Linked DNA regions of Homo sapiens: region 2 is linked to region 1. Evidence: read pairs that join two places in POLR2A ChIA-PET (ENCODE). Cell type or tissue: A673. All regions are shown on one strand.

Region 1 (8,000 bases):
CACCTGAGCCTGGAAAACCTTCCCTGCCTCCTGGCTGCACATCTTCCTGGCCGTCGAAGGACACGGAGAGAGATGCTTTTCTCTCTGTGAGATGCTTTTCTTGCTCACGCACGGAGTGTACTTTTGCCAAAAGTTCTCAAGGCCTTTTTGTCCCACTGTGGTTCACAGCCTGAACGCACTTTGCATTGCAATGCTTGGCTTTCCTGGAAAGCTCTCCATTTCTCTCCAGCGTGCATCTCATTGCCTTTTCAGTGCCAGCTTGGACTACAAGGGTTGCGGTCTGCTGGCCCTGGGAGGACTTTTCTGAATCCAGACCAGAGTATGTTGCTTTTTCTCTTTATGATTTTTAAAATAGTTAAATACAATTATTAATATATGTATATGGAAGGAAATTTTAAAATACAGGAAACAAAAATAACATCTATTACTGCCTTGCACTAACACTAGCATTTTATTATTGGATATGACTAGTTTAAAAAAAATGTGTGATTTGAAGCAGAAAATCAAATACCGCATGTTCCTACTTATAAGTGAGAGCTAAACAATAGGTATACACACCAACATAAAGACGGAAACAATAGACACTGTGGACTTCAAAAGTGGGGAGAGAGATGGAGGTGGGAGGGCAAGGGTTGAAAGGCTACATATAGGGTACTATGCTCACTATTTGGGTGAGGGGTTCAATAGAAGCCCAAACCTTAGCATCACTCAATATATCCATGTAACAAACCTGCACATTTACCCCAAATCTAAAATTTTAAAAATTAAGTTTTAAAAAGTCATTGCAATGAAAAATAAAATGTTCTATGTATTGATTATCAGAAAAAAAAACTCTGAATAGCATTACACCAGACTGAATATTTGCTTAACTGTAGACTCATTTTTAGCATTCCCTCCATTTAAACATTTTAAAAATTTGTAATAATTTTAGGTTTACAAAATGTTGTAAAGACAGTACAGAGAGTTCCCATTACCCTTTACTCAGCTTCTTGTAATGTTGACATCTTACAAAACCACGGCTACATTTGTGAAAATGGAGAAGTTAACACTGGTACAAGACTATTAACTAAACTACAGATTTTATTTGGGTTTCACCAGTTTGTCCATGAATGTCCTTTTCCAATCCTGGATCACATCCAGGACTCCACAGAGCATTCAGTCATCCAGTCTCCTCAGTCCCCTCCACTCTGTGAGTTTATCAGTCTTTTCTTATTCTTTGTGATCACTGCATTTTTACGGAGCACTGATCAGGTTTTCAGTAGGATATTCCTCAGTTGGGGTTTGTCTCATGTTTTCCTCATAATGGCACTTGTGTTAGGGATTTTGGGGGAGAACGTCACAGGGGTGCCCTTCTTACTGCAGTGTGCCAAGGGGTCTTTCTGTCCTTGTTAATGTGTATATTCATGTAATTTTAATTAACAAAAATTGAACATCTTTACATATCATTATGTGGCTTTTTATCACGGGGATGGAAAGTAACCCATCAATTATGACATTGCTCCCACCCAGAAAAAACCTCAGAAACCTTCCCAACACAGCCCTGCAGGCAACCCACTTGAGAAGGCTTGCACGTTGAAGCATTTTTCCAGTTCTCCTCTCTTACATCTTTTTTTTTTTGATGTTTGAGGCGGGTCTAACTCTGATGCCCAGGGTGGAGTGCAGTGGCAGGACCATCACTGCAGCCTCAGCTCCTCAACTCCTGGGCTCAAGTAATCCTCCTGACTCAGCCTTCCGAGTAGCTGGGACCAGAGGCGTAAGTCACCACACCCGGATATATTTTTTATTTATTACAGAGATAGGGTCCCAGTATGTTGCCTAGGCTGGTCTTGAACTTCTGGGTTCAAGCAGTCCTCCCACCCTGGCCTTCCAGAGAGTTAGGATTACAGGTGTGAGCCACCGCTCCTGACCCTCCTACATCATTTTTAAAGGCTGCAAAATAGTTTATTGAATGGTTGTGCCCTGACATGTTTTACTAATCCCCTATTTTGGTATTCACGGCTTCTTTTCCTTTCCTTTCCCTTTTCCATTTTTTAAAGGAAGAATTCCTAGTACTATTATTGTTAGATCGCAATAAATAGATATTTTTAAGTCTTTTGAGGTATATTTTCAAATTGGCCCCAGGAAGTTTTCATGGATTTATATCCCTATTAGCAATGAGAATGCTGTTTTTCTAAGATTTTGCCAAAACTATTACAGTGAACAACGGCAAATAGGAAATTTTGTCTTTCAACAGTTAATTATTTTTTATTTGTTTGGATTTGTACTTCTTCAATTAGTGCAGAAGCTGAACCTTCTTTTTTTGGCTTATTGGCTATTTATACATTCAGTGCTTTTAAAGCCTATGTATGCCCTTTGTCCATTGGGAGATGTCAGCAATTTTCTCACTGATTTGTAAAAGCCCTTTATAAATCAAAACCATATAGCATATTTGTTACAAATTTTTCCAATCTAAAGTTTGTCCTAAAATTTTGTTAATAGTGTTTTTAGTATTGCAAAGTTTTAAAGTTTTATGTAGTGAGGAGTTAAAATGTTTCCCAAAATAACTAACCAATCATCCCAGCCTCATTTTTTAAACAATATTCTCTTTCTTCACTGAATTAAATGCCACATGTCAGACACTTAGTTCTTCTTTTACTTGGGTTTTTTCCCCCAGTGGTATCTACTTTGTTCCACAGAGTTAAGCATCAAATTCCCTCTTCTATCTTCCTGCATCTTTAGCATGGCTTCATGACACTGTTTAATATTATGTAGAATAAGACCCTTCCATTACTCTAGTTTTTAAAAACTTTCTAGCTATTCAGATTATGATTTTACTTTCTGATGAATTTCAGAGTTATTTAGACAAGTTTTTAAAATCTCACAGGAGTATTAAATGTACGATATATTAATCAGGGGGAAATTGGCTAGCCTAACCATATTCAATTTATCCATTCAGTTACATGGTCTTTCAGTTTATTCACATCTTCTAGGTCCTTTTGAGAATCACTTTGCTTTTTTTCTGCATTTTCTATGTCTCAAATTCACTAGTCAAGTTTTAACTGCCGAATTGAAGCAATAATGTGAGGAAGGAAATGCTCCTGCAAAATAGTCTTTTAACTACATCAATGTGAGCCCCAGATAAGGAGAGAAATGACCCAATGCTCTTGTCAAAGGAAAGGCCATTTGCATCAACAAAAACCATTTAAAAGGGCATTGTGACCAAGTGCGGTGAGCAGGCTTCTGGGAGCCAGACAGGCTAGGGCTCAGTTCCCAGGACCCCCGTTCACTGGAACTGGGATTAACTCCTGTGGGCCTCGGCACCACCACTGTGAAATGAAGGTGGCCACTACAGAATTGAGAGCAGAGCTCATGTGTGTGAAGTATCCAGGATAGCACCTGACATACTTAAGTGCTCAATAAGTCGTTAAATATATGTACATTTCAAATACTGAAAAAGATTAATAAAAATTGATCATACACTAAGCCACAAAGAAATTCTTAATTAATTTCAAAGAAATTATTTTGGCAACATTCTCTGACCACAATGACAGAATACTAGAAGTTAATGATAAAAGTTTGAACAAACAAAAAATCCAAGTGCTTAGAAGTCTTAGAGAAAACAATACATTGCCTACATTTTTTTTATAACACATATACCATATCATTCACCCATTTAAAGTGAATCATTTAATGGCTTTTAGAATATTCACGGAGGTGGGCAACCATCACCACAATCAGTTTTAGAGCATTTTCATCATCCCAGATGAAACGTGGTACCTGGCAGCAGTCAGTCCCTTCCCCATCCACACCCACCTCCGGTCCTAGGCAACCATAGACGTACTTTCTGTCTCTATGAATTTGACTGTTCTGGACATTTCATACAAATGCAATCAGAATTTATGATGCTTAGTGTCTGGCTTCTTTCACTTAGCATGTTTTCAAGCTTTGTCAATGTTGTAGCATATATCAGTCTTTCAGTCATTCGGATTGCTGAATTAAGATTCCATTGTTTGGATATGTCACAATGTATTACCCATTCATGAAACGATGGACATTTGGGTTTTTTCCACTTTTGGGTTTTTTTGAATAACGTGCTATGAACATTTGTGGACAAGCTTTTTTGTGGACATATGTTTCAGTCCGGTTAAATTGTAACTCTAGCTGGGTGAGGTGGCTCACACCTGTAATCCCAGCGCTTTGGGAGGCTGAGGCAGGTAGATTGTTTGAGCTCAGGGGTTCCAGACCAGCCTGCGCAATAAAGTGAGACTCTGTCTCTCAAAAAAATACAAAAATTAGCTGGACGTGGTGGCACCTATAGTCCTAGCTACTCTAGAAATAGCTACTCTAGAAAATATTTGCAAATTACATATCCGATAAGGTGTATCTGATAAAGCTTTTTCTTTCCATTGCAAGGGTAATGGTGAGGTGGGAGGTTGAGGTGGGAAGATTGCTTGAGTGTGGGAGGCAGAGGTTGCAGTGAGCTGAGATCCTGCCACTGCGCTCCAGCCTAGGTGACAGCCAGGCCCTGTGCCAAAAAAAAAAAAAATTGTTTAACTCTATGCTTAACCTTTTCCATTAGCAGTTTCTACCAGCAAAATAAATCTTTTCCACCACCACCAAATATTTTTCCGCATCTTTGTCAACACTTGTTCTTGCTGTCTTTTTAAATTTTAGCCACTCTGTTAGGTGTGATGTGGTATCTCATTGTGGTTTTGATTTTCATGTCCCTGATGGCAAATGGTGTTGAGCATAGTTTCATGTGCTTATTGGCCATATGTTTACCTACCTTGGGGAAATGTCGATTCAGACCCTTTGCTAACGGTTTTAATTGGGTCATTTTTTAAAAAAAATTATTAAGTTGTAAGCGTTTATCAGATATGCCTTATCAGAAATGTAATTTGCAAATATTTTCTCCCATCTTATGGGTTGTCTCTTTACTTTCTTATGGTGTCCTGTGAAGGACACATACACATGTGCTCGCTCTCTCTCTCAAAACTTTTGGACCAAAGAGGGAAGTAAAACTGTGATTTATTAAGCAGCCCCTTGAAGGGTAACAGCACATTTTTGACCACTTTGTATGTTGGTGCCAGCCTGGGGTGCCCCAGGTAGGTGCTCCCTTGGGGTGTCTGCTTCAAGGATGCTGTGAAGGTAGGGCTTCTCCAGCTGGGAAACCATGGAATAGTTGGCAGCTGCTTTGTACGTCTTGAGAGACAAAAGAGAGAAAGCTCAAAATCAAGAGCAGACACTGGATTTGCACTGAAAAGAAATATATCATTTCCTTGAAGAGAGAAATACAAGATGTGAAAAATGGAAGCAAGGAAAGAAGAGATATAAGGAAAGAGAGATTAGAACACCAACTGCTGTAGATCATTTCATGTCCCAATTATCCCCAAGTTCTTCCACCTTCTGGGATCACCAGCTGTTTTAACACCCAAAATAACTCTCACTCTTTTCCCACATAAATGTGTTAAGTCCAGGGCTGTCCCTACTCTGTCTGAGGAGTTCTGGGGCAGAAGGCAAATTGGGGACTCTCTTGCCGAAACCTGTCCCCAGCCCCTCCGTGACCATCTTTGGGCACATTCTTGCCCCCTCTCCATGTTTCTGTGGCCCCTGGCTTGCTCCAGAACATTCCTCCAGCCCTCCCTCGAGTGTGCTTTCCAGGCAGGCACACCACAGGCATTACTGAAGGTTTGGAGGTGTTGGAGGGGGGTTCAGGAACTTGAGTATTTGACATCGCGTCCTTGAGCTCACCTCCCATCTACAGCACGGAGGGTCTCCGGCCACTTCTCCTTCGACCCAGGCCAGCTGCCTCGGTGCTGCCCCCTCTTCCTCCCAAGACCTTTATTCCCTGCCCACCGAAACCCCAGCTTCCCCAGTCCCCAGGCCACCTACTCACCCTCTCTGCAGCATAGCTCCTCAGAAAATGGACGTTGTCTTCCTTTGCCCCAGCCACCTCATTCAAACTGTGTCCTGGGCCTCAACTTCCACAACTGAAAAGGCAGCTAATATCTTTTTATCAAGCAAAGACCTATCCGGAAGTTGCCATCTTTGGCAACACACACACACACACACACACACACACACCCCGGCCAAACCTTCAAAGTTACTACTTCTTTAACTGTTTAAAGTGATGTCGAAGATAGTTTTGGTCAGAGCCTCAGGCCAGAGCACCTGGGCTTTCTCCTCTGAACAAGTTTCTGTCAGTAAAAGTGAAAGAAGAAAGTGTCTGAAATCCCAGCTACTCCGGAGGCTGAGGCAGAAGAATCGCTTGAATCCGGGAGGCGAATGTTGCAATGAGCCGAGATCGTGCCACTGCACTCCAGCCTGGGCGACAGAGCAAGACTCTGTCTCAAAAAAGGAAACAAACAAAAAAAAGAAAGTGAATTGGCCACCTTTTCAGAGCAACCCCGTGGGCCAGGGCTTTTTCCTTCCATCGCAAGGGAAATGGTGAACTTGGCGGGTGGGGTTGGAGGCAGTGGTCCAGATATGTGATGAATGCCTCGAAAAGAAGTGAACATTGCCTCATTTCTTCCTTCTGGAGTGCTGTCCGTAAGAGTTTCCGAGGCCATTGGTAGCTGCAGAACCCCTTTTGAAATAAAATCTTATACAAGCCCCAGTATACAAAGGCAGGTAAAAAGGGAGCTAGATTGGTTTGGGGGACTTTGAGAAATCTTAGCTGATGGATTTTACAATGTTGTTAAAATGCCCAGTGAAGAGAGAAAGGCATGTGAATTCATCTTCCAAAGCCCATGGTGAAATGTGAGACAAAATATCCACTCTAAAAAATTAGCAATCAGGCTGGGTGCAGCATTTCTGTTGGAAGACATTTCTGGAGGCCAAGGTGGGGTGATCACTTGAAGTCAGGAGTTCAAGCCCAGCCCAGCCAACATGGTGAAACCCTGTCTCTACTACAAATACAAAAATTAGCTGAGCACAGTGGTGCATGCCTGTAGTCCCAGCTACTCAGGAGGCTGAGGCAGGAGAATGGCTTGGACCCATGAGGTGGAGGTTGCAGTGAGTGGAGATTGTGCCACTGCACTCCAGCCGGGGTGACAGAGCAAGACGTCTCAAAAAAAAAAAAAAAATTAGCAGTCAGATGGCACTGACTTCTTTTATTGATTTTCCAGAATGCTCTCTTCAAAGCCTACACGTTTTCATCTTTGGGTTCAGTTTTCTTGAGGGCAAAACTAGTGCCTAATTAAGTCTTATTTTTGTGTCTGATTATCTTTAACACCCTTGAAAAGTGTTTGCCAGTTTTCTAGAAAAAAATTGATGACTTGCTCCTCCGCTGGTTCTGCTGACTTGCTGTTTTGGAAGAGATGTTTTTCTTGTTTTTCTTTTCATTGGTGTCAAGGGAGATGGAAACAGTGAGGGCTTTAACCTCTTCTCCTCTTTGCCAGGCTAGGAAGACCCAGTTGAGACAGCGGACACTAGAGCAGCCTGGAAGGGAACACCTGCCTACGAAGCCCCTAGGAGCATGAGGTGTTTCCTCCCACAGCTTCCTGTCCTGCCCAGGGCTAAGAGGACAAGACTGGCAGAAGGACAACCAGCAATGCTGAGGGACTGTGGCTCAAGGCACTGATGTCATTGCCTTGGGTTGCAGGTAAGTGAAACCTACCTCAAATGAGCTTCAGCCACAATGGACCTTTATTGGAAAGCCGTCTTAGAGAGACCCAGGGATACAGGCCTGATTGCCCCCTGTCTCATTTCTCTGTTCTTCTCATTCTCCCACTCTACAGACAGACTCACTGCTTTGTCCTACGTGAGGACAAACCCAGCTGCTTCATAGCCTCTGGGTTTATGTATCTGCTCAAGCTAACCAGCCCAATCTGAGACCAATGCATTAGTCACAATTCCAAGCTCCAAGGAGAATGAATCTGATTGCCTTCATCAGGTTACCTACTGTGGGGAGGTCATTGTCATGTAATAGAAAGGCAGCTCCCAGGAGATTATTGAGGGCTGAAAATATACCCCTAAAGGTATCTATTATCAGATTGAGCATGTCCCTCCAAAATTCTGTG
Region 2 (8,000 bases), 150 kb after region 1:
CTGGGCGACAGAGCAAGACTCTGTCTCAAAAAAAAAAAAAGGTTGGGGGAGGGGGGACAGTTGTTTCCTAGCCTTTCTAGATCTAGAAGTATGAAGAGACAGATTTAACTGGGGGTAAAGGACCCTGTCCTCTTGGGGGTACTGCCCTGCAAGCGCTTTAGGAAGTCATCTGATTCAATTTGAAGATTTCCTTCTCCTCATCCCAGGATTCTGGATATTGCTTATAAATTGTATAGTATGTGACCTTTTGTGCCTGACTTTTTTACTTAGCATGATGTTTTCGAGGTTTATCCGTGGTGAAGTGTGTATCAGTATTTCTTTTTCTTCTTAATAGTTGAATAATTTTCCACTATATAGATGTACCACATTTTCTTTATCCATTCATCAGGTGATGGACGTTTGGGTTGTTTCCACTTTTTGGCTATTATGTGAATAATGCTGCTAAGAACATTCATGTACAAGTTTTTATGTAGACATATATTTTCATTTCTTTGGGGTATATACCTAGGAGTGGAGTTGCTGGAGTAATTTTTTGTTTATTTTATGTTAATTTAAGTTTAACTTTTTGAGGGACTGCCAGATTGTTTTCCAGGGTGGCTGCACCATTTTACATTTCCACCAGCAATGTATGAGGGGCTATTTCTCTACATCCTCATCAACAGTTGTTATTGTCTGTCTTTTTGATGAAAGCCATGCTAGTGGGTGTGAAGTGGTATCTTGTTGGGGATTTAAATTGCATGTCCCTAATAACTAATGACGTTTAGCATCTTGTCATATGTTTATTGGTTATTTGTATATCTTCTTTGGAAAAATGTCTATTCAGATCTGTGTGGGTCATTTTCAAACTTGTTTCTAAGCTGAAAAAATACAAGGTATCTTTGTGTTGATTTCCTTTCACTCCCTCTTCCCCTCTTCCTCGCCCCTTAGTCATGGAGTCATTGTACCAGGACATAACCTGGAATAACTGTTTTGTAATAGGAAAAAGTACCCAACATCCTACAGAAACAAACCCCGCATCTGGGAAGGAGCCTGGAGAACTTCATTTGGGATGCTTCATGAGTCTGGCTGGAATGTTCTGTCTGAACTGGGCTTAAACAATGTCCTGGAGAAGTATTTGGTGTCCTCTGGTTTTCACACTGAAGTTATGCATTTTTGATGGAAGTTTAGCACTTTTTTTATCAAAAGCCAAAATATAATGGATAGTATGCCAGGTGAGCTTTAGAAATTTCATCAAAATAACTCCAATGAGAGGTGAGCTCTGGCAGTTTCATCACAATATCTGCAAATCACAGGCCCTTGGGCCAGGAAATAACCTTGAAGGAACACCTTCCATAGATTGCTGCCGGCATCCACAAATGACATTTTCTATGTACGTTCAAAATTATGTATTTTGGCCGGGTGCGGTGGCTCGCGCCTGTAATCCCAGCACTTTGCGAGGCCGAGGCAGACCTGAAGATCACCTGAGGTCAGGAGTTCGAGACCAGCCTGGCCAACATGATGAAACTCTGTCTCTACTAAAAATACAAAAATTAGCTGGGCATGGTGGCGCATGTCTGTAATCCCAGCTACTCAGGAGGCTGAGGCAGGAGAATCGCTTGAACCCGGGAGGCAGAGGTTGCAGTGAGCTGAGGTCGTGCCACTGCACTCCAGCCTGGGTGACAGAGTAAGACTCTGTCTCAAAAAAAAAAAGTATATATTTTGTATATATAAAATGTTTATTTCCTGTTCTTTTAACTCCTGCTGTGGAGAGTTAAGTCATTATGCTCTTCTCTTCATGGAACCCTGTATCAGTCATTGCAGGGACCTGCTTCTCTTTGGTTTCATGTTAAAAGTGTCTTTTTTTTTTTTTTTTCAGAGCTCCCCTCAAGAAAGATTAAATTATCTTTTTTTCTTCTTCCCCCTCCCATAGATTCCAAGTGCAAAGTATTACATATATGCCCTTAGACATCGCCTTTAAAAATATGTCTAATCTATAAAAATGCTGTGTTCTTAAGATTTCCAGCTAGTTTTGGCTTCTGAATGTTGCTTGGTCATTCACCATAGATTACCTGTTCATCCCCCCGACCACAATGGAGATCCAGTCCAATGTTTAAGTGTCCTTATTACCATATCATTTCTGTCTCCTTCCATCTTATCTTCTCACTCGGAGTAGAATAGTTTTAGTTCATTTTACTTTTTTCCATGCTTCTTTTGTTTTGTTTTGTTTTGAGGCAAGATCTCACTCTGTCACCCAGGCTGTGGAGTACAGTGGCCTGATCACAGCTCACAGCAGCCTCAAACTCCGAGGCTCAAGCAATCCTCCTGCCTCAGCCTCCCAAGTAGCTGAAACTACAGGTGTGCACCACCACACCTGGCTAATTATTATTTTTTTATGTAGAGAGGGAGCCTCATTATGCGGCCAAGGCCGGTCTTGAACTCCTGGGCTCAGATAATCCTCCCACCTTGGCCTCCCAAAGTGCTGAGATTACAGGCATGAGCCACCATGCCCAGCCCCATGCTTCATGTTTTTCAGGTATAAATCAATTTTGGCTGTACGCTAAACCTCAGATTTTCAAGGTATACTCTGTGTGAATAGATACACAAAAGAGTGGACCCAGCAGAAAAGCCAAAACTCATGTTGCTGGCTTAAAACAAACCAAAAAACATATATGGTGACTCTAAATTGTAAGTGTTTAAAATTAATTTCACTTGTACAAAACAACTCCAGCAGTAAGTCAGACTTTATCAGGCTTTGAGATCAAAGCCCTTGGAATTATCTTTCATAGTTCAGACATCATTGATTGAATCTTGTTTTACTAAATCTTTCTCGCTTCTCACATCTCCATGGATTTGTATGTGTCTGACCACAGACATATGTCTGTACGTGTCTCCACCCACAGAGTGTCTGAGTGTGTGTGAATTATAAATATACCCATCTTTCAAAATAGATCTTTATCTTTGGTGTTAATTGTGTCTTTGCTTCTTCCACTTTCACAGTGAGTAAGTATAGTTGGGAAGTGTACCTATATATACAGTTGGCCATATACTGCCTCTCACTCATTAATTGTAAGCTCTTCTCTGTAGTTAGTTTCAGCCAAGCTTGTTGGTAGCTGGCATCTGATTCAGTTTCAAAGCAACCTGCCTGATGGCTGCTAACATCAGAGTCAGGTGCCATGACCTTGGTGTTTTACATAGTTCAAGACCAAACTGTGAAGTTCATTTTTGATGTCCAGGAGGGGACTTCACTTTTTATATGAAATATTTAAAACATAAAAAAATGCTTATAGATGTTTATGTTAAATATTTATACATACAATATAAATAATACTTGGGCCCTTTTTCTCTGTCTTGTCAGTGTATTTCACTTTCTTGGGGACTCAGGGCTCTTCTGTCTTACTGTGGTGTTATGATATACACTGGTTTTTGTCCACGATTCCTAGCTCATAACTGCCATATCCCTAGTTACAGTCTTTTGTTATAATGTTGGGCGTGTTAAGCCTCAGGAAAGTAGAATCTCTCTTCTGCCTTTCTTTCACCTGCCTCAAGGTAGGACTCTAATCTTCCCCTCCTTTTTGATTGTGGGTCTTTTCCTAAGACCCTCCCCTGAGAGGGGCCTGTCTCATACCCTGAGAGAAGGAATGCTTTCATAGAAACCCAAGAGGACTGGGTTCGAGAACTTCCAGATGGCTGAACATGTGGAGGTTCCTAGAGGGCAGAGACCCAGGGAGGGCATGGAAGCTCTGTGCCCCTTCTGCCGTACCTTGCCCTATGCATCCCTTCATCTGTATCCTTTCCAGTATCCTTTATAACAAGCTTGTCCAACCCATGGCCTGCAGGCTGCATGCAGCCCAGGATGGCTTTGAACACATCCCAACACAAATTTATAAACTTTCTTAAAATATTATGAGTTTTTTTTTTTTTTTTTTTTTTTTAGCTCATCAGCTATCATTAGTGTTAGTGTATTTTATGTGAGGCCAAGACAATTCTTCTTCCATTGTGGCCCAGGGAAGCCAAAAGATTGTACACCTCTGCTTTATAATAAGCCAATAAACCTTAAGTCAGTGTTTCTGTGAGTTGCTTCAGCAAATTAACCAAACCCAAAAAAAAGGATCATGGAAACCTCAACTTGAAGCCAGTTGGTCAGAAGTTCTGGAGGCTCAGACTTACGACTAGTGTCTGAAGGCTGGGGGGTGGGGAGGGCAGGGGGATTGGGGGCAGTCTTGGAGACTGAGCCCCAAGTGGGTGGGGTCTGGTACTACCTCCAGGTAGATAGTATAGAAACAGAATTGGAGGACACCCAGCTAGTGTCTGATGCTTGGTTTGTGTGGAAAAAACACTACACATTCAGTTACTGACATGGTTTAGCTCTGTGTCCCCACCCAAATCTCTTCTTGAACTGTAATCTCCACATGTCAAGGGAGGGACCTGGTGGGAGGGGTTTGAATCATAGGGACGGTTTCCCCCATGCTGTTCTCATGATAGTGAGTGAGTTCTGATGAGATCTGATGGTTTAAAAGTGTTTGGCTCCCAGCACTTTGGGAGGCCAAGGGGGGCGGATCACGAGGTCAGGAGATTGAGACCATCGTGGCCAACATGGTGAAAGCCCGTTTATACTTAAAAAAAAAAAAAAAAAAAAAAACTTAGCTGGGTGTGGTAATGTGCACCTATAATCCCAGCTACTCGGGAGGCTGAGGCAGGAGAATCACTTGAACCCAGGAGGTGGAGGTTGCAGTGAGCTGAGATTGCACCACTGTACTTCAGCCTGGCGACAGAGTGAGACTCCGTCTTAAAAAAAAAAAAAAGTGTTTGGCAGTTCCCCACCCCCAGCTTCTCTTCTGCTGCCATGTAAGACCTGCCTTCCTCCCCTTCCACCATGATTGTAAGTTTCCTGAGGCCTCCCCAGCCATGCAGAACTGTGAGTCAATTAAACCTCTTTTGTTTATAAATTACCCAGTCTCAGGTATATCTTTATAGCAGTGTGAAAATCAACCAATACAGTCACAGAACTCTTCTGTGTTGATTGTTGTGGTATGAGGGTAGAGGAAGAACATGGCTTGAGAGAGTTTTTTCTGTGTGTACCCACTGTCATCCTTTTAGATCCCTTTCTGTGCTTGGAAAATGTCCTTCCTTATGACACATGGTGGGCAGCAGAGTCCACCACCCAGTGGGAAAAATACAAATGCAGAGATTCACTTTCCAGCATCCTTTGCAGCTAGGGTCTGGGCCCTACAGGTCCGTGTAATCATCCTGATCTCTGATGGAGAGCCAGTGGCACCAAAAGCTGAGGGACTATGAAGAGCTCAGTCTGGCTGTGGGAATAGTTTATACAGGGCTGAGTCCTTGGGATGGCAGAGACTGTGTGGCTGGTGGCAGTAAGTGGTGGCCAGGGCTGGTGCTGTTGGCTGCACAGGCTGTGGCACTGGGGGCTTGGGATTGCTGCAGTCGGGTCCTTACCCGACCAGTTCTGGGGCATGTTTGCGTCTTGTTCCCGATTACCCACGCTTACCTCCTTAATATCCTTTTAGCAAAGTACTTCTCTGCTTAAATCAAGCATTGTTGATTTCTGTTTCTTGCAATTAAGAATCTTAATTGATACACCCTGATACACAGATTCTGGATCAGTGGTTTTAAAATTCTTTTCAGGCAAGGAAGCCTTTCATTAAATGAAATCTTATGAGGAAGCGTAACACATGATGCTGGTAAAAGAGGTGCTGCTCTGCATTAGGGCCCTGGAGGGAATGCTAGTGCATAAAGCATAGCTGTAATCCATTGCCCTGGACATTCTGTGATCCTGGATCAATTACTGCCTCCCTACCCATGTTACACAGGCCCTGGTCTCCGCCAGGCAGCTGCTGGATGAGGAGGGGTTGATGTTTGCTGCTAGTTCTAAATCAGTGTGTATTTCCAGAGCCCTTCATATGCTGTTTGTCTCCTCCAAGACACCGGCCTTCTCTGCCTTCTGATCGCTTTCACTGGGTGAATGGTGACATACCCTCCTGTGTGCAGGCCCTGTACAAGTGTGGATACCTGGATCAAAGAGATTACATGCCTCTTAGAATCCTCTTCAAAATACCAGTCCATTTCTAAGATTAAAAAACTTAGCAGTCAACTAATCAGTAAGGGCTGATATTTGCCCTGTTAAAAGAAAGACCTTAGCCAAATTAAATTTAATAGAGTTTAATTGAGTGAGGAACGATGCCCAAATTGGGCAGCCTCCCAAGCCAGAGTAGGCTCAGAGAGACTCCAGCACAGTCATGCAGTGGAAGACGATTTATGGACAGAAGGAGGAAAGTGACGTACAGAAAACATTAGTGAGGTACAGAAAGAGCTGGATTGGTTACAAGGTTTGCCTTATTTGACCATGGTTTAAACCGTTGATCCCCTTTGACTGGCAAAAACTCAGTGATTGGCACAAGACTAGGTTACAGTCTATTGACACCTCCACATAGGTTATAGTTCACTGTGCACAGAGAAACCTTTAGGCTGAACTTAAAATATGTAAGGAGGCAGCTTTACACTAAACTTGATTTAACAGCCCTCACAGATAAAGTAGGATGTGCTTTGCAGCAGGTCTGCCATGGCGTGATCATAGCTCACTGCGGCCTCGAACTCCTGGGCTTAAGTGATCCTCCCACCTCAGCCTCCCGAGCAGCTGGGACCACAGGTGCGTGCCACCACGCCTGACTAATTTTTAAATTTTTTTGTAGAGATGAGGTCTCACCATGTTGCCCTGGCTGGTCTCAAACTCCTGGGTTCAAGCGATCCTCCCACCTTGGCCCCCAAAAGTGTTGGGATTACAGGGGTGAACCATTGTGCCTGACCCTGACTTTTTTTTTTTTAATTTGAGATTATTAGAGTCACATTTAGTTGACATTTTGGGCCAGATGACTGTTGTAGGGGCTGGCCTGTGTTTTGTAGGACGTTTAGTGAATCTCTGGTTCTATTCCCTAGATGACATGAGAACCCCACCTCCCTTCCTGGGTGTGACAGCTCAGTGTCTTCAGACACTGCCAGATGAACATGCTCTTAGGAGCAGAATCATTCCCAGTTGAGAGCCGCTGCTCCAGAGCCATTTTAAAGGTACAAGGAGCGGTGCCACCACTGTGGGGACCGCAGCTGGACCTGACAAATTTTCCTTGGCTATAGTAGAAGCCTCAGACCCTGCAGCCTTGGCTGAACGGGGAGGAGGTGAAGCCAGAGGGGCTGAGCAGGTCACTGCCGGGTCCCTGTGAGGTGATGACTCTGTGTGGCCTCTCTGGGAGAGCTGAGAGGCTGCAGGCTGTGGCGTGGGCCCTTTCAGCCCTGAGTGAGCCGTGTGAGTAGAAGGCAGGTCTGAGGAGGGGAGGCCCAGGGAACCCTCGCCCTCCCCTGCCTCTCGCTGGGACTTCCTGAGTAAAGGAGGAACTTGGGAGCCACAAGCAGATCCACTGCCCTGGTGATGCAGTGGGGGAAAGGGTGGGGCCTGGCCTCTCAGGGCAGAACCTCTGAGAAAGGCCCCTGGGAAGGAAGATTCCTGAAGAGGATAAAGCCAGGCCTGCTGGTGGTGGCTGGGGCGAGGATGCTCAGTGCGTTTGGAAGACAGCAAATCACTCCAGGAGTGGCCTGAAGACAACCCTCTCCCTCACAGTCTGCCGAAGAGCAGAAGTTTGGAAGAAGCAAAGAAGAGGCAGGGTTTCCTACCCCTGAGCCTCATTTTAGGGTAGGAAAATCAGGTCTCATGGGAGCCTCGTGAATTCCGCAAGTTCTCCCATGTAACGGATGTCGGAATAAAGTTATTTCGGTTCAGATGCTATGTCGTAGCGCTATGATAGCTGTGAACATGCAGGTAAAGTATTCTCAGGGTTGGTGATACTCAAGCACTGCTGTTTGTACTTCTGTAGAGGAGTTTATAATTTTTTCTTAGTAATGACTCCATAAAACAAAAATGAAAGTTTCACTGGAATAAAGTGTTCTTTTTGTGTACAGAGAAACATCTATAATTAAAAAGATAGTATATTGACTTCAGATCATGCTAACTTGAT

What was found. Peaks named below come from ENCODE experiments on the same cell type or tissue, not always from the same donor. Only the 100,000 strongest peaks of a DNase experiment are listed, where the experiment ranks them.
Region 2: POLR2A ChIA-PET joins it to region 1 with 16 read pairs; 3 of 35 experiments call an interaction of 5 or more read pairs at or near these places.

The regions. Positions count from the first base shown.
Region 1 is chr7:36,022,232-36,030,231 of GRCh38, forward strand. It overlaps LOC105375233 (a long non-coding RNA gene), which reads left to right. Exons shown (of 4, transcript NR_187894.1): 2 at 7,380-7,582. It overlaps LOC124901616 (a long non-coding RNA gene), which reads right to left and starts at 6,254. Exons shown (of 2, transcript XR_007060288.1): 1 at 5,876-6,254; 2 at 4,991-5,181. In A673, no CTCF peak of the experiment used is centred here; no DNase peak of the experiment used is centred here; H3K27me3 peaks cover 444 bases.
Region 2 is chr7:36,168,731-36,176,730 of GRCh38, forward strand. The region is part of intron 2 of EEPD1 (endonuclease/exonuclease/phosphatase family domain containing 1); the gene reads left to right. Among named protein-coding and RNA genes, the nearest start is that of EEPD1, 19 kb to the left of the region's middle. In A673, no CTCF peak of the experiment used is centred here; no DNase peak of the experiment used is centred here.